3 separate regions of the Mus musculus genome follow, and regions 1 and 2 are each linked to region 3. Evidence: chromatin loops called from intact Hi-C (ENCODE). Cell type or tissue: heart. All regions are shown on one strand.

The links. Hi-C counts contacts between places; a loop is a spot of excess contacts. Peaks named below come from ENCODE experiments on the same cell type or tissue, not always from the same donor. Only the 100,000 strongest peaks of a DNase experiment are listed, where the experiment ranks them.
Region 1: it touches region 3 in a loop (8-fold over the local background); 41 of 42 quality-filtered maps call a loop at or near these places.
Region 2: it touches region 3 in a loop (6-fold over the local background); 11 of 42 quality-filtered maps call a loop at or near these places.

The regions. Positions count from the first base shown.
Region 1 is chr11:109,870,425-109,878,424 of GRCm38, reverse strand. No RefSeq gene overlaps it. Among named protein-coding and RNA genes, the nearest start is that of 1700023C21Rik, 29 kb to the right of the region's middle. In heart, a CTCF peak has its summit at 4,860 (motif pointing left); DNase peaks (open chromatin) are centred at 2,794, 3,204, 4,394, 5,064 and 2 weaker places; H3K27ac peaks cover 300 bases; H3K27me3 peaks cover 356 bases.
Region 2 is chr11:109,888,355-109,896,354 of GRCm38, reverse strand. No RefSeq gene overlaps it. Among named protein-coding and RNA genes, the nearest start is that of Gm39444, 38 kb to the left of the region's middle. In heart, a CTCF peak has its summit at 4,241 (motif pointing left); DNase peaks (open chromatin) are centred at 614, 4,124 and 4,554.
Region 3 is chr11:110,263,896-110,271,895 of GRCm38, reverse strand. Abca5 (ATP-binding cassette, sub-family A (ABC1), member 5) reads left to right here. Exons shown (of 39, transcript NM_147219.2): 39 at 1-2,527. Among named protein-coding and RNA genes, the nearest start is that of Abca6, 16 kb to the right of the region's middle. In heart, no CTCF peak of the experiment used is centred here; a DNase peak (open chromatin) is centred at 3,245; H3K27ac peaks cover 294 bases.

The DNA.
Region 1 (8,000 bases), 390 kb after region 3:
TGCCTGTGTAAGTGTGTGTGTGTGTGTGTGTGTGTGTGTGTGTGTGTGAGTATGTGTGCCTGTGTGTGTCTGTGCCTGTGTGTGTGTGTGCCTGTGTAAGTGTGTGTGTGTCTGTGTGAGTATGTGTGCATGTGTGTGTGTGCCTGTGTGTGTGTGAGTGTGTGTGTGTGTCTGTATATATGTGTGTCTCTCTGTGAGTGTGTGTGTGCCTGTGTATGTGTGTCTCTATGTGAATGTGTGTGTGCCTGTGTGTAAGTGTGTGTGTGTGTGAGTGTGTGTGTGTCTGTATATATGTATGTCTCTCTGTGAGTGTGTGTGTGCCTGTGTATGTGTGTCTCTATGTGAATGTGTGTGTGCCTGTGTGTAAGTGTGTGTGTCTGTGTATATACATGTGTGTCTCTCTGTGAGTGTGTATATGCCTTTGTGTGTATGTGTGTCTCTGTGTGTATCTGTGCCTGTGTGTGTCTGTGTGAGTGTGTGTGCATGTGTGTGTGTATGTGTGTGAGTGTGTGTGTGTGTGTGTGTGTGTGTGTGCCTGTGTGTGTATGTGTGTCTCTGTGTGAGTGTGTGTGTGCCTGTGTGTGTGTAAGTGTGTGTGTGTGTATATGTGTGTCTCTGTGAGTGTGTGTGTGCCTGTGTATGTGTGACTCAATGTGAATGTGTGTGTACCTGTGTGTGTGTAAGTGTGTGTGTCTGTGTATATGTGTGTCTCTCTGTGAGTGTGTGTGTGTGTGTGCCTGTGTGTGTATAAGTGTGTGTCTATGTATACGTGTGCCTCTCTGTGAGTGTGTCTGTGTGCCTGTGTGCATATGTGTGTGTCTGTGTATACGTGTCTCTCTCTGTGAGTGTGTGTGTATGTGTGTATATGTGTCTCTCTCTGTGAGTGTGTGTGTATATGTGTCTCTCTCTGTGAGTGTGTGTGTGTTTAATTTCCCACAGGTGCACATATCAAACATCATCTGTGGAGAATCTAACAAGATAAAGTTTCCAGAAATACATTTGTGATAATTATTAGAAAGTAAAACAGGATTTGTCCTACTTTGAGACTTCTTATGGAAAAGAAAAATGCATACCATTCCTAGTACCAATTTTTCACGAGACATTGGTTTTTTAGGATCCCTTTAGTCTACCATGCCCCAGACTAGGGTGAAGTACTTTCAGCCACAATTAACCTTTCATGGTGGGATTAAATCACTTTAACCCATGCTTTCTATTGCCTCCTCCGTGGATACAGGCAAATAAAAACGTGTCAATACCATTCTGTGTCTAAAATGGCTCTAACAGCCGATTCCACCAACAGACTAGTTCTAGAAAAGGAGGAAACCTAAACATATGGATGATGCATCTAAGCAATGCAAGAAGAAGCTCAGCTGGTTCCTCGCGTGTTAGACATAGAGCATTAGCAGAAGTCCAACACATGTCGCTGGAACAACAGAAGAAGTGCCAGGACTGGGATCAAGGGAAAAGCGCGTATGTGGCGGAGGAGAACCATTTGCTGAACTCAGAAGCGAAAGCATGTTTTTGTTCTCTTTGTTAACCCAGGACTGTGTGCACACTAGAAAAGAACCCTAGAGCTGAGCTGCACCCCCAGGCTGAAGTGTAGGGTCGGTGACACTGTCCAATGGGAAAAAAGCAACTAGCAGCCAAGGACAAAGACCTCAGTGGGCTCTCCAGCATCCACAGGGTGGAGAGAGACCTCACTCCTGCACACTGTCCTCTGACCTCTTTGTGATCTGGGACACACATGGCCTGCCCCCACAAAATAAATAAAAACTTAACTAAAACATACTATATGAGCACAGATAGGGGGTGAAAGAACAACCGGATAATTTAATGAATAAATGATTAGAGTTTTGCCTCCCATACAAATGAATAATGTAATTTTATTATGTTTATTTATTTTTAAGACTTATTTATTTATGTATTTTATGTATATGAGTACGTTGTTGCTGTCTTCAGACACACCAAATGGGGCATTGGATCCCATTACAGATGGTTGTGAGCCGCCATGTGGTTGCTGGGAATTGAACTCAGGATCTCTGGAAGAGCAGTCACTGCTCTTAACCCCTGAGCCATCTCAGCCTCATTATTTTTTAGTTTTAAAAGCCTACAGGACAATTTTATTAGTATGTAAAACAAAACCACCTAGAACAGGCTCTAAATCTTCAGCTATAAATCTTAGCAACTGCCCGGAGGAGAAAAAGAGAGAAGGGGATGGGGGGGGGGGGAGCTATGCCATTCAAGCTGGCCTGGGGGGTCAGCCCCAGGGTGGACAAGCAGCCCCTTGACGGAAGATAAAGAGGTTAGAAGAGAAAGGAGGAGTCTTTAGGAGAGAAGTGAGCAAAGTGTTAGGGAAGCCCCAGGTGTCAAAGAAAGCATGCTTGCAAAAAGAGGAAGAAGAAAAGGGGAACTCGGGCTTTTCCGTGTACTTCACAAAATCAAGTAGATCTTCAGATCTACATAGATGCAGTTCAATAAAGTTCCTGGGCTAAGGTCAGGGATTCAAAGAAGAAGAGGTACAGTAACTCATTAGAGGATTAATTATTCTGCCTACTTCCTTAGCCTGGATTAAGGATGCCTGCCTGCCTGTGCTGCCCCTCTTCCTAGAGGTGGTCTCTTGAATAGGTGATTGGTCCCATCCAACCAGCATGGTAGGTCTCCAGCCAGGCCAGAGACTGCAGTCTCCTGACCAGAGGAGATTTTCTCTCAGCAGGCCTTTACCGCTATCCTAATATTGACCCTGTGAAGGTGTTAACACTAAAATCACTTGGGAATCAGAGCAGAGCCTCCCAAATACTTGTGTCATCTTTGGCTTCCACCATCTTTGGCTTCCACCAAGGCTGCCAAGAGGCATGAATGAGACCATTTGGGGCTTTTAGCCAGGAGAGAAGCTGGTTTCTTAATCAGCCTAACATGTAGTTTGTTTGTTACCAGTGATGGCAGAACTGGTTTTTGTTGGTGTTGTTTTGTTTGTTCGGTTGGTTGGTTGGTTGGTTGGTTGGTTGGTTGCTTGGTTGCTTGCTTGGTTGCTTGGTTGGTTGGTTGCTTGGTTTTAACAGAACACGGTGCTTTTCATGAGCAGACCCCTTCTTTGTTTCTCACAATTATCTTGTGTAGGAGGAATGAAGGTCTGATTATTCCCATCGGTAGACTGGCTATGTTATCAACTGAACAGCTGCGCCATTCAGGGAACTGGATGAGGCCCCAGGGAAATGATAACAACAAAGTAACTCTGGCCCTCACAGAGTCTAATGGGGAAGGCAGATGTCCAGTGAGTTACAGAAGATTACAACACCGTACAATGAGGCCTACAGACTAGGAAAACAGGACTCCATGGGGGTTAGTGATTTACAAGGGGCAGTAAGGTAGATGATTGACAGCTATAGTTGCATTTGTGCATTCGTATGCACTCATGTACACTTGTACATATGGAGGCCAGAGGTCAATGCCAAGTGTCTCCCTCAGCCACTCTCCACCTTAATGTTCAAGGCAGGGTCTCTCACCAATTCTCCTACATTGGTTGGACTATGGATTCCAGGGATATCTGCCTTGTCTTTGTCTCCCCGGAACTAGGATCACAGCCACAGAGCCTGGCTTCTTGTCTGGGTTGTGGAGATCAAAATCAGATCCTCATGATTCTGAGGCGAGTATTTTACCCATTGAACCATGTCCCCGGGCCTCATCTCTCTAGAGGACAGTTAGAAAGATAGGGCTAGTGATAGGCACGATCTTAGTATGTGATACCTGGAGGGTTCTCGTGAATCAGAAGGTAGAGAGCTTAGACACATTGCTGAGCAGCCGTGGGAGAATGAGCTAGGTGCCTCAGTGAGGTAGATGTACCCAGTGAGGGCTCTGGTGGCCCTTTGTCACACAGAGATGCATGAATAGCAGAGTTGAAGGCATGAACTTCGGGTTAGACCCTTCATGGCAAGCCTCTGGTGACGACCATCACCGATTACTCTTTATGTGCCGAGTTTTCTGATGGCAGGCGACTTAATCTCTCTGAGCACCAAGTCCCTCATTCTCACACAAGGAAACAATAGTACCCTCCTCAGATGCTGGCTGTGGAATTCAGGAGAGGGAGTTATGCAATCTGGTTTGCTTATTGTGTGACCCACAACGTACCCCATCCCTTAGAGGAATGTTGGTTTTCAATGAGGAAGTGTGTACGTACCACATTCGTGAAGTATTATCATTATCAGTACAGCGGAAGAGGCTAGCCCCCTCTCCCCCCCCACCCCGTCTTTCCGAGGCTACCCCGCCCCCCAGAGCCGCACGGAAATGGGATGGCTGTGGTGAGGTTCGGACAGATGTTGTTTCTTGCTGTGGCCAGGGAGATAATGAGAACGACTTCCGTGCCGGGAGAAGGCTTGGACCAAATGTTCTCAAGAGTCCCATCCAACTCTTAAATTCCATGAGAGTAAGAAAAACCAAATGGTTGGATTGTAGCAGTCAGGAAGCTTCTGTCCCTCTGGGGCAGCAGGAAAAGGTCACAGAGCTCCGGCCATGAAATCGGTTCTTTCTAGAGCGCGCTCCTCCTCCCAGCCCCAACCCAGCTTCTTATTTACAGCCACAGAGGAGTCCTTTGTTCATGTACCCTTCCCTATAGGAATCTGGGAACATGTTCTAAAATTCCAGAATGTGCAAAGATTGGGGGGGGGCTTGCCTTATTTGTATCATTCCCCCAAAAAACCTTTTCATAGAAATACTCCCCACCAAGGAATGCAAAGAATTATCATGATATTTAGGATATTAGGATATATAATAAGCATTTTAAAACTGTGTTTTGTAATACTTGGTTCTGTGAGACCCTAGTGCGGGGAAAAAAACCTTGTTTTGTGGAGATGCGTAAATTAGTTTTCAGATTGCGCCATCTTCTGGTCGAATCTGGAAAATATTCTGATGGATTTCTTTCTTTTTTTTATTTTTATTTTTTTTTTTTTTTTGAGACAGGGTTTCTCTGTGTAGACCTGGCTGTCCTGGAACTCACTCTGTAGACCAGGCTGATCTCGAACTCAGAATTCCGCCTGCCTCTGCCTCCCAAGTGCTGGGATTAAAGGTGTAAGTCACCACCGCCCGGCTCTGATGGGCTTCTTATTTTTAGCAGAGCTATGGCATGAATTTGCTCCTGATGAAGGTGGACCAAAAATGTGTCTCCCCAGTATTTGATCCTGGTTTCTTGGGAAGTAGCAGCTTGAACTGCATTCAGATCTAACCAGGGACGGTTCCCTTTAATAATCACTGTGTTTCTTCTGAAGAGCTTCTGCTGGTCTAGCTCAGATATAGGCTCAACCTCTAGGAAGAAGACTCTTGCAAAAGACCCTCAGCTGCCAATGTTACTGGACACATCAGTCATTTTCTTTTAATTGTCTGAACACACTTAAAATGACTCCTGTGACTTGGAGGCAGGGGACAGTGGGAGATGTGAGACCTGAGACCCAGGAACTGAAATCTCTAGTCTACTCATTATAAAGGCAGGTTGATCAAGAATATATGCAAATTGGAAGGTGGAGTGTGGAAAGATGGTGCCGTGGTTAAAAGCACTCGTTGCTCTAGCAGAGAACCTAAGTTCACTTCCTAGTACTCCTATGGTGACTTACAGCCGTCCCTAGTTCCAGATCAAGGGAGTCTAACATCCTCTTCTGACCTCCACAAGCCCCTAGCATTTGTGTAATTCACAGAGACACATAAATGGAAACACTCATACACATAAGATAAATCAACTTTAAGATTTTCAAAAGAACAAATGCAAACGATTCACTTTAGAAGAATTCTCTCATGTGACCTCTCAAGTTGTTGTGAGGTAACTCCGTCAGAGAACACACGGACTCTTAGAGCCAAATAGAAAGTCTTTATAGCCAGCTGGCTGCACAGAAAACATACCCAAGCCATTCAGCCGCAAGCCGTACCTTACCTGAGCCTCTCAGTACAAAACAAACAAACAACAAAACATATTCTGAGGTGACACACTTCCGTTAACAAGAACGGTTAGCAAGGAGCGGAACAACCGAAACTGAAAAGCAAGGTTAGCACATTGAGAGATTTCCCCGGCTGCATCCTGGAACTGTTGACTTAGCCTTTGTCTCTCGCTAGTTTCCAGGGCCTGAATGGGCTTCCAACATGGCGTCAGTTGTACTAAGTAAGGTCTGGGGCGGGTGGGTGTCTAAGGTCTAGAGGCCTGTTATAACGTTTAGAGTGCAGAAACCTTCTGTCTTATTTTCTGATAACCAAATACCTCTACAGCATGCAGGCTTATTTAAGCCCCAGCTCTGCAGTCTGGGAAGTCCAAGATCATAGCTATAGCACCTACCCAGCATCTAGTGAGGGTCTTCCTGTTACATCAGAGCATGGCCAAGGGCGTCACACAAGATCCTGGGCTAGCATTCCGCAGAGGGCTTAGCATAACAAAGTCGAATTTCTAAGACAGCCCAGAGGGTCAGCATCTCAGTGTTGCTGTGTCGGAAACCAAGTATCCAACTTGTGAAACCTGGGGACACATCCGCATTACACACGAACCAGCAGATGCCTTTGTGCATCCTCTTTTATCCCCTCAAAGAGAAGATGAATTGATTTCTTAACCTGTTTCTCTGATGCCCCTACACACACACACACACACACACACACACACCCTCCACAGTCCCATCCACCCCCCACCCCAAGCATAAATGCCTTTTGAGACACTCTGGCTGATGACCTGGCTCTCACTCACAGCTTAGACCAGACTGGCCTTGAACTCACAGAGAGCCAGGTAGAGATCAACCTACCACTACCACATGCTGGGATGAAAGGTGTTCCCCACAACACCTGTCCTTCAGCCTACTTCATAACCTAACTCAGTATCCAGGTAAGACAGAGGCAAAGCAGGACGGACCTAGGCTAATGATGCACATGAGTATGTGTTTCTTCCTCTACCCAAAGAATCCAGATGAACCTTCCGTTCCAGAAAGTTCCTCAACAAGACGGAGGAAGAAGGTGAATCCTCGTGTGCTCCTTGTACTTGTTGACATGGACTCTAAGAGGCACAGTCCCTTCCATACCCCAGGCTCTGGTATGCATTTTGAAATATCCTCTGTAACTCCTTGTCCTAAGACTGGCCCATACCCTAACTCTGTAACAGGAAGAGAAGAAAACAGCAAACAGCTAAGGACACTACAAACATTGCATCCGCTTCCAACAGAAGTTACTGTTGTCTATCCTACAATATTAAAAATGTCCGTGGAGAAAATGAGAACCAGGAGGCTCATCCACAGAGACCACTCTGCTCCGACCGTGGATTTTCAATCAGGAGTCCATGAGTCCAGGAATACACACACACCTCTTCAGGAATGCCTTAGTCATTTCTGCCATCCTAACAAGAAGGCCTGGTTTGTCTCAGAAACCACATCCAAAATAAAACAAAAATATAGCGTTATTGGTGATGTATAATTACAATCCAAGGGAGACAGACAGACCAGTAAGAGACCCTGACCCAAAAAAACAAAAGACAAAAAACAAGGGCTCCTGAAGACAACAGCTAAGGTTGACCTCTGGTATACACACACACACACACACACACACACACACACACACACACACAATCTTTTAAGCTTCAATAGCCAAAGAATATTTTTGTAGAGATGCCTAAAAAGCATCTGCCCTGTGGACCACAATATAGAAAACTTTGCTCACAAAACGTCTTAAGAGATTTTCATTGTTGATTAGGACCATGTCCCAGAGACAGGTCTTAGCACAGAAACCGATGCATGGGAAATAGTTCCATAGCGAACGCAGAGAACACACTGCTGTCCCAACAGGTTCATGAGATGCTGAGGACCCATCTGTAGTTCACCATTTATCCTCTGTCAGTGACCACTACTCAGGCTGCAGGAAAGATGGTAAATCTAGAAAATCTAGAAGAAGGGGGAGGAGGAGGAGGAGGAGGAGGAGGAGAAGGAGGAGAAGGAGAAAGAAGGAGGAGGAGGAGGAGGAGGAGAAGGAGAAAGAAGGAGGAGGAGGAGGAG
Region 2 (8,000 bases), 380 kb after region 3:
ATAGCACTTGAAGCAGTCACGGTTTAGAGGCTTGTTTTTCTTCCTGCCTCATTAATCAGTAACTATTCTTACCTAAGACAGAAAGAATGAAGAATTAAAAACCCTGACTCCATCCTGTTACTTTAGATCAACAAAAGGCCTTTGTTTGTAACTCTCTTTGGATCACTTCAAAATGTCTCCAGCTCTCCCAGGACGCATCCTTTGCCAATTTCTCAAAACCCAAAACAATTTAATAACAGCAAAAATCCTTCGAAGCTTGAGCTCATCATTAGGATTGCATCCAGAGTCTCACAAAAGCCGCTCTTTTCCCAATGCTGCCTTCCACTTTTTAATTGATATAAAGCGCATCATTCTATTTTTCTTTTTTTTTCTAATATAAAAATATTTAAAAGATACTGTTTTGCATCCAATTTGAGAAGCACCCAGATCTTGCAATTCTATGGATGATCTAGAAGTTTCACGTTCCATGTTCCTGCAGCAATAGTGAACTATCTGCTTTCCACTTCTGGGTGACTATGTTATATCAGATGTCTCTCCTGAGAGACTGTGACCTGGGCCTCTGGGCAGTCTGCAGCTGGATACGTGTCCCAGCAGGGAACTGTGGAAGGGTGATGTCTGCAGATTGGAAGGCAGGTTTCAAATATCAACATCATGTTTGACAAACACACTTAGTCTCTACAACAGGGACAGGTTGCTGCTCCCAAGTGCACTCTGCTGCCAAAAGACTTGGAAAGCCACAAGCTGTATGATTTCCAGATTTCTGCATGGACTCGGGCAATAGTAATCCTATATTCTGAACCTTATCCAAACACAAAATACTTCAATATCCCTTATTTCAAGCAGTCACTAAGCGTTTTGTCATAGTGAATGCTAAAGTCCCACCTTCCTTCCCCACACTATCTAACACACTATCTAATACTAAGTGGTTGGAAACCCAAACCTACATTCCTCCAACTACTTTGTAAAAGAGCCTCTGTGAATCTCTCAGGCCAAGATTTTATATACTAAACTGCATTTCCAGAGTAGTTTTGCTTTCTCTGCACAGATATTATTCATGTTTTAGCATTTATCAGTACCAAGCCCAAGTGCTCTGGCCTATAACACTGGGGTCCTGCTGGAAAACTGACAAGTTTGGATCCAAACCCCACTGCAGATGTCCAGATCTTCAATAGAGGATTTTATTTTCTCATAAATAAGTAACAAGCAAGTTAGTATGATTAGTATCCAGCCTGATCCACCAGAAGCATCTCTTGTGTATTAGCTGTGACCATTCCATGTGTATATGTGTGCACATGTATGTTCCCCTTTCCCCAGTCATTTATCAAAATCAATTTTGCTTTCAACTCAAGGAGGAAAACTGTGTTTAGTAATGAGAAGAACATGACATGTGTCCTGTGTTTAAAGGGCCATGTGCTTTCTCTGTTCTATGGGTCACAGCAGCCTTTCAGCAGAATTTCATACCATTCCTCTTTTCAAAGGGGTCAAGAAATCTGTATAACATTATGCTTCATTTCCCAAGTTGACTAAAACAAAATTCTTCCAACCAAGAAGCTCAGGGCAACACAGATCCATCCATTCACAGTTATGAGGCAGGGTGCCCAAAATGAAGGCAATAGTAGAGTTGTGTTTCCCAGAAGGCCCAAGGAAAGAATTCTCTCTGGATCCCCCTGGCTTGTAGCAGCTCTAACAATGCTTGGTGTTCCAAGCATTAGCTATTCCTAATTTTCTGGTACTGAGAAGGCTAGAATGACTCCATGACAGGCTTCAATTTGGCAGTTCAGGAGACTAGGCCTAAAAACTGGGCAAGTCCAGGCAAGCCCAGGCAAGTCATTTACTACAACAAAACACAGGCTTCACTCAGGCAAGCTAGTCAGAAACTACCCTGCCATCAGAAGCTGCTCTGCCACCGGCCTGAAGCAACAGCAATGAATCAGCAACAGTTTCCAGACCTTCCAGCAACAGTTTCCATCCCCCCACACCCCTGTAAAGGTTCTGGAATGTCCCTAGAGATGGAGCAAGATAAAGATCACGTACCCTGGAATACCTCTAATGTGTCTTAAATCAGGCTTTCAAGCTCACTTGGTTGTCTCCATCTTGGAGTGGAAGACCCCAGCATGCTGGACTTCTGCAGGATAAAACATGCTTTGCTTTTACATACCACTTGAGTCTGAGGAGTCATTCTTCAGTGAATCATGGATCCTTTCAGTAGTGGGTGATTGCCCCTAATTGTGTGATACTTAAACTGAGGCTGATTAGAAGAGTCCATAAAGATTGAAATAAACTAAGTGGGTGAGGCTCTGGACTCTGAACTCGCAAGTGTCTGTATGAAAGACATATTGATAGACAGGTTTTTCCTTATCTCTAGGAATTATAGAGTTACTAAAAGCAATAGCAGCAACACTGGTGTTAATAATAACAAAATCAGAATATCTGTGTTCTATGGCTTTTTCTATTGGTCACAGATATTTTTCTATAAAGGTCATAGCCGGGGCCATATGTGGGTTTGGCTGTACCTTTCTTCTCTGTTTTTATAGTCTTTAGAATATGAAAACTACTTTTTGGAACAACATTATGAACTAACCAGTACCCCAGAGCTCTGGACTCTAGCTGCATATGTATCAAAAGATGGCCTAGTCGGCCATCACTGGAAAGAGAGGCCCATTGGACACACAAACTTTATATGCCCCAGTACAGGGGAATGCCAGGGCAAAAAAAAAATGGGAATGGGTGGGTAGGGAAGTGGGGGGGGGTATGGGGGACTTTTGGGATAGCATTGGAAATGTAATTGAGAAAAATACGTAATAAAAAATATTAAAAAAAAAAAAGAAAACTACTTTTAACTCATGGCCCATACAAAGATGGATCCGATTTGGCCCACAGACCAAGACATCCTCTCAAGTTTATTTAGGAGAAAGAAATGAATCGCTAAAGCCACCAAAATGACTCCAAGCAGCTTGTGACACATTCAGTCACTCTATAAGCTTCACTCAGCCTTTTAGTCTCTTTCACAACCATGTGGGCTTGGACAGTAAAGAACCTTCATTTCTTTGGTTAAAAGTAGAAAAATGTTAGAGAAAATTTGTGGCATTCAATGTACAAGTAAGGACAGTTACAGATGAGCCCAGCCTTGTGTAGTGCAACCACTTTAAGCTTAGCCCCAACTAGTTCACAAATGATACTCAGACTGAGGTTATTTTGTTTGGCTTTGACAATTACCGGGGTGTCACACCTAATCTACTCTTCTAGCTGCTGGCCTGGCTACCTCCCCAGTGGTGTACCCCAGATACTTGCTCTTTCTCCTGGCCAAGTTCCTGGTTCCTGGTTCCTCTCCCCTCATGACAGCTGCCTCCTCTTTCCTGTTCTTCCTCTCCTTCTTGCCCTGTCTCTTCTTCTCTTCTTCTAACTAGGTCACTCCAAACTCACCTACCTCTAATCCCTCCAGTAACCAGCAGTCGACAATTTTACTTGACAAAAAGTTTTAAATCAAGGAATAAGGTGTGCATAACAAAAAGCTTGCAAACCTGAGAAGGCAATGGTAGGTCTAGACCTTTGGGTAGAGAATTTAGCAATTACAATACATGGCAGCAGACCAAACCTCCACAGGTTAGGGTCCTCCTCATCTTTTTTCTCCCTTCTGTTTGCACCTGTAAAGAAGAAAGCAGCTGGTGGTGGAAAGATAAAATCCATCAAACCTATTTCACATACTGGAAAACAAAGCATGAACGACTAAAGACTTGGGAAGGAGTCAAGTTGTGTTTGTTTTTGTGTTTTGCTATTTCACAACCAATTTTCCTTGAAAAAATGAGAATGCTTCCTGTTTTCCAGTGTCTTCCTCTATTAATTTTTTTCTTACTTTTGCATCTGCTAGGGATTTATTTCCCCCTAATTTCTATCATCTTTATAGCTTGCTTTGGGGGTTTTGATTTGTTTTGTTTTGCCCCTATATGCTTAGAGGATTATACATATTTCCAAGTTGCATGGTGTTAAGAATAATGGATGATTCTGTGTAAATAATTGGAAACTAGGGAGGGAGGGGGGCAGGGTGTGCTGGAAACATCTTGAGCTTAGAGCCATGAAGAGCTTTCTATGCTCAGGACTCTCAGCAAAAAAACATCCGGTGCTCTGTGCAGCTGCGTGAAGATGGGTGGTTTTTAAAAAACAGATGAAGCCAAGTTATGTAAGGGGACACTATGACTTTGTGTGTGTGTGGTTTATAAGTTACAAGTGCTCCCTCTTCTGCCAATATTGGGAATATGTGCTCTTTGGTCGCATTGCATATCCCAGAAGGAAAAAAAAAGATGAAAAATTGAAATTATAATGCAAAATCAACTTCTTCACCTGTGAGATCTTACCGTAAGGAAGCCCTGATGAGAACATTAGCGTGTTTGACTGTGGTGGAGCTTCGTGTTGGTTGGAACATCCAGTGGTGGTGGGATGGAAGCCATGTTTGTCTCATTTTTGGGTGGTCAGCCATTTCACCACCACAAGCCCATTTCCTGGTGGTCAGTTTTTAGTTCTGAGGACTTCAGATGATGAACTATGTTTTCCATCATGGCTTGATGACAGCCTGGCTTGCAAAGCTCTCTGAAGCTTCTCGTTCCAGCAACCCTGTGCCAGCACCCTGGGTTCTTGACCCCCGAGTGCATTCCACCCCAAAGCAAGCGGTTTTAAAAGGGGAATGTTCAAATTCTTGGGTGCTTTGTTTTGTTTTGCTACAAATACTAGAAAGGCTTTTTCTTCCATGGCTTTTACAGGCACAACATTGCGGCCTTCAGTCTTGAGTAAAATAGTTTCTGACATTCAGCATTCAGCCCTATTTGTGAATCAGAAAACAGTCAGGTTGTATACGCCTTGGCTCCAGTCTTCTGGTGACAATGAATGATGGAAACTAAGAATGGGGCTGTTGTCTTAGTTGGTGCCCCCCCCCCTTTTTTACAAAAGGGATCTGTGTCCTCTTTACAACCAAAGTCTTTAAGGAACCGTACTGCACTCAGGAAATTCTCTAGAAAAAGAGGGTTTTACACAAGGGAAAAACAAAAACAAAAACAAAAACACTTTTGGATCATGGATACATGGTGCCTTTTAAAGAGGGAGCCAGTAAGACTTAAAGTGGGACTGGCAAGATGGCTCAGCAGATAAAATGCTTGCCATATAAGCCTGAAGACTGGAGTTCAAATCCCAGAGACCATGTGAATGCCAGGCAGGGTGGCAACCTGCCCATAATTCCAGCCTCACAATGTGGAGGCAGGAGATCACCTCAGACTAGCCATCATGGTGGCTTCGAGCTTTGACTGAGACACCAAGACTCAAAGAACTAGGTAGAAGGATGGATCCAAGAAGATGGCATCACACACATGCATATGCACATGTACTTTAGCACACACACATACACACACACACACACACACACACACACACACACACACCAGAAATATAGCTACAGCAAAGAAAAATGAACATGTAGAACTATTCATTTGCTGTCTGCAGTTTGAAAATTCCATAAAAATAAATGTTTTATATAATTATGTATATTTTGGGCGATGGATGGTGAGACAGGGTTTCTTCGTGGAGCCTGGGCTGTCTTGAATCTCACTCTGTGGACCAGTCTAGCCTAGAACTCAGAGATTCTTCTGCCTCTGTCTCCCAAGTGGTAGAATTAAAGACATGTGCCACCACCACCCAGTAGATTATGTATTCTTAAATTTGATTCTTATATGTCCTTTTTACTCCAGTTTTCTGACTAAGAGAAGTCAAGACTTCCAAAGATGAAGTTTTCGTTGCAGAACCAACCATAGAAGCAGATGTTTCTCCATTTTGCATAGAATTTCACGGCAGACTTTGAGTTCATTCTGGAAGCTAATATTAATTATCAGTGAAACAAAGAGCAACAGACATGGAAAAGCTGTACAAAAGCAAAATTTTTTTTAAAAAGGCCAAACGTCACAACAGTGAGGACCTACGAATATGTCCATTGATGTCATGATTTGAGTGACTAATAGTATAAATCCCAAAGCAAGCTTTTCCCAGCCAGCATGCTCTAACTACCAATGGGGTTATATCCTTAGCACAGCAACTCTTCGTAAAGTTAGCTTATTGTGGTGTAGGGATGTTTGACTGAGTCTAGGAAAATATGGAGGAAGAAGAGAAATGAAACAGGGCAAATTTTCTAAGAACAAGCCATGAAAGTACTCCAGGCCTGAGAATTAATACACAGAGAAAATAACAACACACATATTGTCATTCCCTTCTGCCAATCTTGATCTATAAAAGAAAGAAACACAAACATCAAAGAATATAGCTGAAATATGGCCTTCCTTCAAGATTTATCATGAATGCATCTCTCTACTATAGCAGACCTTTCTCAGACTTACCGGTGCTTTAGAGACACAAAGACTCACATATTTTAAAACTTAGGCCTTTAGCTGGGTAAGCTCTCAACTAGCTCATCTAGTTTAATCTTATTGTTCCTAGCCCATAACCACACCATATCTAGTTCTTCACCTCTCTCTCTCTCTCACCCCCAGCATGTCTTCACATTTCCCTGGCGAATCTCTTGCGCCCACCTTCTCCTTTATCTGCCCAGAAGCTCTGCCCCCACCTACTTCCTTCTCAGCTCTTGGCTGTCAGATCTTTATTTTAAGCCTATCAGCAAGTAAGAAAAGATGAATGTTTACAAAATGGTCATAGGAACAACAATATCAAGATGCGGCTAGTATCCAGATCTCTGACAGACTGGCAATCAACAATTGTCTACACAGAGACAACTTTTATACACTATACAGTTACCCCAACACTCTACCAGGAAATGAACCACAAAACAAAAGGAAATAGCCGGCCTCAGAAACCTTCTACTCATAAAGTTCTTCTGATTATAGTGTATGTGGAAATAGGAATCAAAATTAGCCACTCACATATTTTCCTTACAGTATTGAATATGAGACAAGAACTCTTGCCTGTCTTTTCTATCTGTTTGAGTTTCTGGTTGTTCTAGGTAAGTCAGCACCCAGATGCTTTGCTTAGTCTCTTTCTATTTCTCCTAACTCACATTTTCAGCCTTCATCCTTCTCATTCTGGGTAGTAAGAAATATTAAAAATCCCAGCGTGGAGCTTCTTCTCTGCCTTAGATTATTTATATTCCTGGATAAAAGACATACGTAGCCTTTACATTTTTAAATATGCCTTAGGCAGCACAATACCTAGGCAGCTGCCTGCCCTCTATGCTGTTAGAATAACCCCATGCTTTCAATAACTCCAAGTTATCACTTACTATTTACTATATCCCAGCTGGGCTCTTCTTAACCCAATTGGGCAGTTCCCTGGGCCACGTTCTCTTGGCCATTAGCCAATAGCGGCTCTCCTTCTCCCTCCTGCACATTCTCCTTCTTCCATGGTGATTTCCAACTTCTCCTTCCTCCTCATGGTAGTCCCTCTCCCCAAGCCCACAAAACTTCAACCCACCTATGTTTCTTCTACCCAATCAGAATTAAGTTGGGGGAAGGGTCTTGGAGGCCTGCACTTAACATTGCAACAAACAATAAAAGACAAACCTCAACAATTCTCTGACCAGACAGAGGAAGACCACCTGAAGATCTTGGCTTCAAGAATGAAAGAAAAAAATTTAAGACCAAACACTGACAGGTAACATGATTTGCTGATCCCCCTACATGGGAACGAACAGCTCTCAAACTGGCTAAGACATAAAAATGTTTCTAGCCAAAACTTCAGCTATGCATAGCCAATAAATCTTACTGATTACAGAACCCTCAACATTCATCATGTCATCAAGAAATTCAAATAATGACTTTCATTTATAAGATACTCTGAATGATAAGTCTTTATTCTAGTTTCTCCCCGTTGCTATGGCAAATATTATGACCAAAAGCAACTAATGTGAGGAAAGGGATTCTTTGGCTTATACTTACAGGTCAGTTCACCACTGAGGAAAGTCGGGGCAGGAATTCAAAGCTGAAACAATAAAGGAACACTGCTTGCTAACTCAT
Region 3 (8,000 bases):
TAGTGACTGCAGATATGGGCAATTAAATGTTTCAGGTTGTATGTCTTTTGTCTACATTAAAATTCAAATGTGTTTGGTGATCGTTATTCACAGAAAGACTCTGACTAGAGTCTTAGTATGTAAGAGTCCAGGTCTCTGAAAGTGCAGTGACAGCTGTTTGTCGAGGTGGCCAGTTCATCTCTACTTCCCTCCAGACACCCGACTGCGAGCTGGGAGAGAGCGCGTTGTTGCCTTTCCTCATACAGGGCTCATTTAAGTTTATTCTTAGATGAGACATTTAATGGATAACCATCTTTATTACTAAATTTGATTCCTTGACTCTCTTGAGTTTTAAGTAGGTCAGCATATACCTTCCTTTAAAAGGTCACCTCAGAACATGGTAGAATATAGGAGCTCTTTCAAGGGTTAAATTAAGAAATAAAAATTAGAGTTTCACTCTTGTGACAGAGTTGAAATATGATAATTAATCTTAGAAATATTTGATTTTATGACTCATATGGACAGGTATACAAGTATATGATGTAGTTGATACTGTATTTCAGGCTGTTGTATATGTGTTAGCTTTGTAAAAACATATATTGTGGTGTGACTTTTGCATCAGAGACGTAAAGAACAATAGCAAGAACAGAGGGCTTGCTACCAACTTTCAATGGTCAAGCTTTCAGTGAAGTTATTAATTATTTAATGTTGGGAAGATTTAATGAACTTTTAGTCCTGTTGGGTAGTAAAATGTGTGACTTTAGGCACTAGTGGCTAATTCAAGTTTTCCTTTCTCAGTACAAGGTGGCACATGGCTGGCAACTTTCTCTATTGCTTTGACAGTTTCTTTCCACCTTCCTAAAGGCATCTGTGTAGTCTCGTATCTCAGAGGTACTCTAATGTAATAGAACCATCCTACAAGTCTGCTTGGATTTTATGACACGCCCCTCCCCCAAGTTCTTGTAAGGTTTCATTGGCAGTAGCTTGCCTCCTGATACCAAATTATAATTTTGGATCCTTTAAGGATCTTACATTTAATTAATCATTTAATTAATGATTACTGCATGACCAATATAGTCAAGATGTATTTAAGATGAAATCTTTATTTTTGCTGATAAATTATAAATTGCACATTGTATTTTCTCAGCAAGTCATTGCTAAATGGTGCCGTAAACTTGAAGAGCTATCTTTTAGAATTTAAGTACCTTGGGCCTTTTTTTGGGGGGGATGTGATTTTTGTAACTCTGTAACCTAGAACACATACCCTTAAAAACAAACAAACAAGCTGCATTTATAGTTTACTAGGACAGTTACCGAAAAGGGTAGGTTTCATTTGTGTCTTAAAAGCGTTTGGCCCTCCTAAGACAGAACTGTCTCATAGAGATGGTGAACACAGGCCATATCGCCTTCTTTCTCATATAGACTTGGTCACTGTCTATTAGCATTGCTCAGTGTGTGCTCAGTGTAAAATATAATTTTCCTAGGGAATGAAAGTCGAGACTGCACTGTCTAGTCTTCTATATTGTGTGTTCATTCATATTACAGTGGATAGTTTGGTTTTATACATGGATTTATTTTAAATTATCTTAAATTATTGCTTTCAGAACTTTGTTTCTTTTCAATACAGGTAAAGAAACAAGTGTATTTGTTAGCAACAAATGAAAACAAACTGCAGCGTCACCTTCCTGCCTTATATTTTCCATCTGTGGCCAAACAGTAAGAGTAGAACAAAGGCAGACTCTGCCGAGTTGAAGGCATTGCTGTCTGCAGCAGAGGGGCCGGTCAGGAGGAAGCAGTGGAAAGCGTTCTGGGAGGTTTGCCTTCTGTGGGCTCTTCCCTGCTTTCCATGCTGTTCTTAGGAAAAAGCAGGGTTCTTTTTTTTCCCCCAAAACTTTAATTTGTCAGAGATTATTTGTAGCCAGTTTTGGTTTTCTCTGTTAAAACATGTTTCGATACTTTAAGCACACCTTCCAGTGACTGCGTTTCAGAGTGGGCTCTTTGGGTAGAAGGATGAACTGTTCGGCTCTGTAAGATCTTACATTTTATTAAGACAAGGATAGATACTTATAACCAGTTATGATATGACAATGCTTTGCTACTAGTCTTAAGAATATCTTCTAGGAAAATGAATAGCACAGTTAATTTTACTAGGGTGAGTGTTGGTTTCCCGGTTCTTTGTTGGTCACTCAGCGTCTCATTCCGATCGTGCGTTTCACATTTGTTACAATGCCATCTTACATTTTCAGGTAGCATTCAAAACGCAGGACTTTTTTTTTTTTAAATAGCAAATGCTTTTAAATGCTTTTTCTTAATGTATTTTTAATATTGTTAACATTGAGTTCTCATCTTTCCCCTTGAAATAGCATATTACATAAAGTGAGAGAATTTATTCTCAGGTGAATTATTTTTGTATCAGCTATTCTTATAAGGTAAAAATTTACTTGTTTTCTATTCATAATGTGTTATATGTACAATTCTCAATGCTGCCCTTTAAGAAAAATGAATGTGCTTATATTATTAATAATAAACTTTAAGAGCTAAAAATCTATGACAGACTTCAGTTTGTATACCAAAATTCATTTAGTGTTCATAATTAGATGTGTGACTTAAATTCAAACTTGAAGCAGTCCTCTGTGCCTAAGATGGTAATATCCCTTAAGGACCCACATAAATGAAGGGATAAGAAAACATTGGGAGGAACTGCAGTTTAATCATACTCAAATTCAACAATAGATAACCAAGAAAAAAAGTAAGAGACTCTTGTTGCTTAGCGAGCCACTGGACATATTCTTCTCATTCTGTCTAGTTGAAAGTCAAAAGAACTTACAACAGCCATTTACCATTTACATGCAGAGCCCTGTGCTGGGGAGGGTGACTATTACCAGAAATGGGGTAATTCCAAAATTATTTATTTAAAAGTGTTTTATTTTTAGTATTACAATTAAAGTTTGCATTTAAAAAATATCTTATTTCTGTCATATGGAAAAAGCCCCAGTTTTTTTCTAACAATATTTTTATTAGTTGTTTTGGCATTTCACATCACGTACCTGATAACACTCACTTTCCTGTCCTCTCAGATCTACCCCACCCTTGTGACCTTCTCCCCAAAAAAGAAGAAGAAAAATTAAAACAAATCCAATTTCTTTTGCAAGAGCAACGTTGGAATAGACAAGGTGGAAAGGTGGATAAACCCTTTGACCGCTAGGTGGCAGCAGAGGGCTACGTGGGAGGGCACCTTCCTAATCCAGGAAGGAAGTTGGGTAAAGAAAGCCTTCTGAGCAGAGGCAGAGCCAGCCAGGCAATCTTGGTGACCAGAGGCTCAATTCTACTGAGTGTGTTGGCTTCATAAGTGCTAGTCTGTTTGGGGAGTAGTGACAGGACTCAAGAGAAGACATGAAGGACAAGAAATGTGAAGCAAGCCAGCAGACAGCCTCAGCCGTTTGTCAAACTGAAAGCAAAGGATTACAAATACAGTCGTCATAGGTTTTGTAGGCTCAACACAGGGAGTAAATCACTGGTTTTCAGTCCCTCTTTTGATGCCTTTAAGAAGTCACAAAACCGGGCTGGAGAGATGGCGGGCCATTAAAGGCTAGGCTCACAACAAAAACATACGAAGTCACAAAACCAAATTTTCAGGTATTCTACAAAATAGTCTTGAAGGATATTTTATTTATTTGTCTGTTTACTTATTTTATGTGAATGAGTGTTTTGCCTGTATGTATGTGTGTGCACCACGTGCACGCAATGCCAGCAGAGGCCAGAAGATGTTAGTTAGCATCCCCAGAATGAAGTTACAGCCAGCAGTGAGCTTCCGTTTGAGAGCTGGGAACCGAGCTTGAGTCCTCTAGAGGGGCAGATGCACTCTTAACCTCTGAGCCAGCTCTCCAGCGCGTGATCAGGGAATCTCAGCACTTCTCATTCAAGCGCAAATATATTGATAACTTACAAAACTGGGAGGTAGATTGGCAGAGATGGGCAACAACAACAACAACAACAACAAACCCTTAAAAAGGGATTTTGGGGGCATCACCTTTGTTAGAGAGGTCACTGCAGTCTCCAGTTTGTTTTTTTTTATTTCTCAACTGCTACTTTCTATAGTAAAGCCAGTATTATTTATGCATTTGAAATAGATTTATTATTTCTCTTACAGAGTCATTTTAAAGATTTAGCTGGTAATTCTTACAGTGAGAGACTCAAGATCACAGTGATAGAAAACAATGCCATTTTCTTGGACTGTCTGAAATCTAACTTCTAACCATTTGAAGATATTTGACTTCATTCAAGTTCCATGCTGGGGACAGGAGCCTGGAGGGTGGCAGTCAGAAGCGTCCTTGGTGTGATCCTGAGAAAGAAGGTTGTGTAGCAAAATGTCTTTACTTGAAGATACAGAGAAAGAATGTAGGGAATCATGACATGTTGTGGCTAGTGATAAACAGGTTATGTAGGGGAAAGAGGAAACATCTCTTAGCCTCAGCTACAGGGGCGATGTGGGGGCTGCGGCGACAAAGCCATAACACACGGAAGATAAGCTTGGCATCTCTGCTGAAAGACTGGCGGTAATTCATAAATCCAGTGAGATGATACAGTATTTCAGTGACTCCTGCATGGCAGGCCAGTGTTGGAAAAGAAATCCATTATGCTGCTGCTTATATCTAATGGTATAGCAAGGTACCATCTTGAGAAGAGGGCCTACTGTTTGAGACTGAGATACTTTGGAGAGAGAATGGAACAGCTGCAATTGAAGGAGTCTGGTGCCTCGGTGTCTAGGTAGGCAGGAGGCACGAGGCATAGCCACGGAGCAGGGAATAGTCAGACATCAACAAGCTGAGTGTAATTGTAGGGCTAAACTACAGAAGGCATGGTAGCCTGCCCAATCTGGAACAAGGACAAAGCTGTTGCGTATAATTACTAAAAAACAATCCACGCTATTGGCGCATAGCCCAAGGCCGCATAATTCCCCTTGCCAAGGCCTCTCCCACCAACGCTGGCTCTGCCTCTCTAGAGCTCCGAGATAGCTCTCTTGGTTCCCATGGGTAGCTGTGCCAAACCCACTCAGCACTTCCAAATTTCCATGGCTGGCCAGGGGGGCACTGTCGCCGATCCATGCTCCTCCGCTACCTTTTCTCTATAACCTAGTCCTTGCCTAATTTTCCCATCCCAAAGTCTGACTGAATTCCGCCTCGGCTAAGTTCTTTCCCTCTGGCCCACCTGAGTTGCTGCAGAATGAAAAACACCAGACAAGCTTAGTTTAGAATCAACAGATAAAACAACTGCTGGGCGTGGAATCTGTCATCCTAAATTCATCATCTATTCTAAGTTAGAAATCTTCTGGTAGCAGATCCTGATGGCACCAAACACTTCCTGGTATACATCTTGTCTGCTCCCACTTCTCCGTCCAAAAATTAAGTGCCCTTCTCCTGCCCTCTTCCTCTCTCAGAAGGGAAGGTCCACCTCCTCTTCGCCCAGTGATTGGCTTCTTGTCATCTTTATTACCCAGTCCGTCAATTAAGGAAAAAATTCTGCTACACAAAGCCCTATGGGAGTAACTGGAAAACCAGCAAGCGGAGTTTAATCACGGAGCTAGACCTGTGCAAGACAGAGAGAGGTCAGAGCCCTGTCATCTGGAGATGACATACCTGGAGAACAGCACCGATCCTGGGGAGCAGATGGCCTCTGGGGCTGTCTTCCTGGTGTGCGGTTCGGTTCGCTGCCAGGTAGGACTGAGAACACCCTGCTCTGGCCCAACAGATCCCTGTTGTCCTTTTAGACTCGCTCCCTGCCACTTTGCTTTACTCGATGCCTCGAATGCATTGAGACCAGCAAGCCGAGTGCCGGGTTCCTTTGGCTCTTCCCCTCAGTGCAAATCTCAGTACTTTGCTGCCCTTTTCATCCTCCCGTGTACTCAGGGACGCCCCCATGGCTTGGACATTAGCTACAGCCTGATGCACAAAGTGGGAGGTTTCTGGCGTGAGCGCGAACCTGCCAAGCCCGCAGGCTGTAGTTGAGTGTGCTAACTTTGAATCCTGATACACAAGAAGGAAAGCTTCTAAGATGAATTCGTCCTTGTACGTCCATGATACTCGACTGGCTTGGCCATCGGTGCACAAAGAGCAGCACATTGAATAGTGACAAGAAGGGCCTTAAGCTACAACTGCATCTCTACCATAGCTGGAAATCCGGCCTTGAAGAGAACCCCCAAAGAGGGCTCTACAATCCCATTTTTTAAAAAAACTCTTAAGCTTTTTTCCTTTATTCGATTTTTCTTTCTTTTTTCTTTTTTTAAAACTCTTTTTCTTTTTTACTTCATATTTTAAATCTTGTTTTTACCTGGGTGCATGTGTGCGTGCATATGTGTGTGTGCGCATGTGTGTGTGTGTCTGTCTGTCTAGGGATCAAATGCAGAACTTGGTGGCTGCTGAACAAGGACTCTACCACCCATCTACATTTTAACTCCTTTGTTTCTATGTTATTTTTAGAAAGATTGCTTTTATTTTTTACTTATCTCATTAACTTTCTCTAATTTTAATCCCCTTTCTTTGCTCTATAATCAGGTTTATCCATTGCTCTTTTATCTCCCTCATAGCCCCCTTTTCCCTTTGTATTTAACTTGGCTGCTGCTTTTTACTCTTTCCTAGACCCTTTGTGTAATTTGCTTATTGTTTTTAACTTAGTTTTTAACTTCATAGCTTACTCTACGTTTCCCCCCTCATTTTCTATAGTTACTGGTATTTTGGTCAGCCCTAATTGATTTTAATTGTATTTCTATGTCTACTTTTGGTTTCCTGTTCTCGTTGTTACAGAAATTTGTTTTCTAGCTTCTGAGTGGTGTTGGCAGTTGAACCCTCAGGAGAGAGCTGCTCAGTCAGAAGATCCCAGATAAACAGATATCCACCTCAACAGGTGTACAAAAAGATCCCAGATAAACAGATATCCACCTCAACAGGCGTACAAAAAGATCCCAGATAAACAGATATCCACCTCAACAGGTGTACAAAAAGATCCCAGATAAACAGATATCCACCTCAACAGGTGTACAAAAAGATCCCAGATAAACAGATATCCACCTCAACAGGTGTACAAAAAGATCCCAGATAAACAGATATCCACCTCAACAGGTGTACAAAAAGATCCCAGATAAACAGATATCCACCTCAACAGGTGTACAGATGGCACTAGAAACAGAGGAAATGTGCAAAAGCAAGACAGCATGGTACTTCAAAAAGGTCACGCCCTTTCTATAGCTGAAGTTCAGTGTACTGAAACTGTTAATTCTGGACAAAGAACTCAAAGGCTGAGTGTTTAAGATGATCAGTGACTTCATAGAGTATTCGAATAATCAGATGAATGCACTAAGAGGACCCGGGGAAGAATGGTCACAACCTCAAGGAAATTGCGATTCTGGAAACAAAAAGCTCAGTAAGTCAAATAGAAGACACAAGAGAAAGCACTACCAATGCACAGAAACAGAAGGAAAAGCAAAATCAGAGACTGAAGACAAAGATGAGGGAGCAATACGATCAAACAGGTATAAAGAGAAAAAAATCAGACAAAAACAACATTCAGGAACTCAGTCAAAAGCTTAAGATGAATAAAGAAAGAAAAGAAAAAAATTTGAAGAGATTAGGAAAGCAAATAATAAAATTAATAGGAATTAATGGATAGATCTTAATAATCCTAAATATAAGTGCCTTTATCTCTCTGTTTTAAGTTACAGATATGAGCAAAGTGAATAAAAGGTTAGTGGACATATATAAAAAGTCAAATAACAAGGAGGGCCCAAGGGAAGATGACTGAATGTTTCTCAGAAGGGGAAATAAAATAGATAAGGGAGGCAGACAGAGGGAGGGAACTGGATGGGAGAGGTGATTGGTAAGAGAATGGGTTGGGGAATCATGTATAGAGAGAGCAGAGGAAAGAAAATGAAAGCCCACAGTAAGGCAGGGCATCTCTCTAGATGTCCCAGAGACCTAGGATAGGGAGAAGACCCAGGGAGTCTATGGGGGTGACTCTAGCTGAGACTT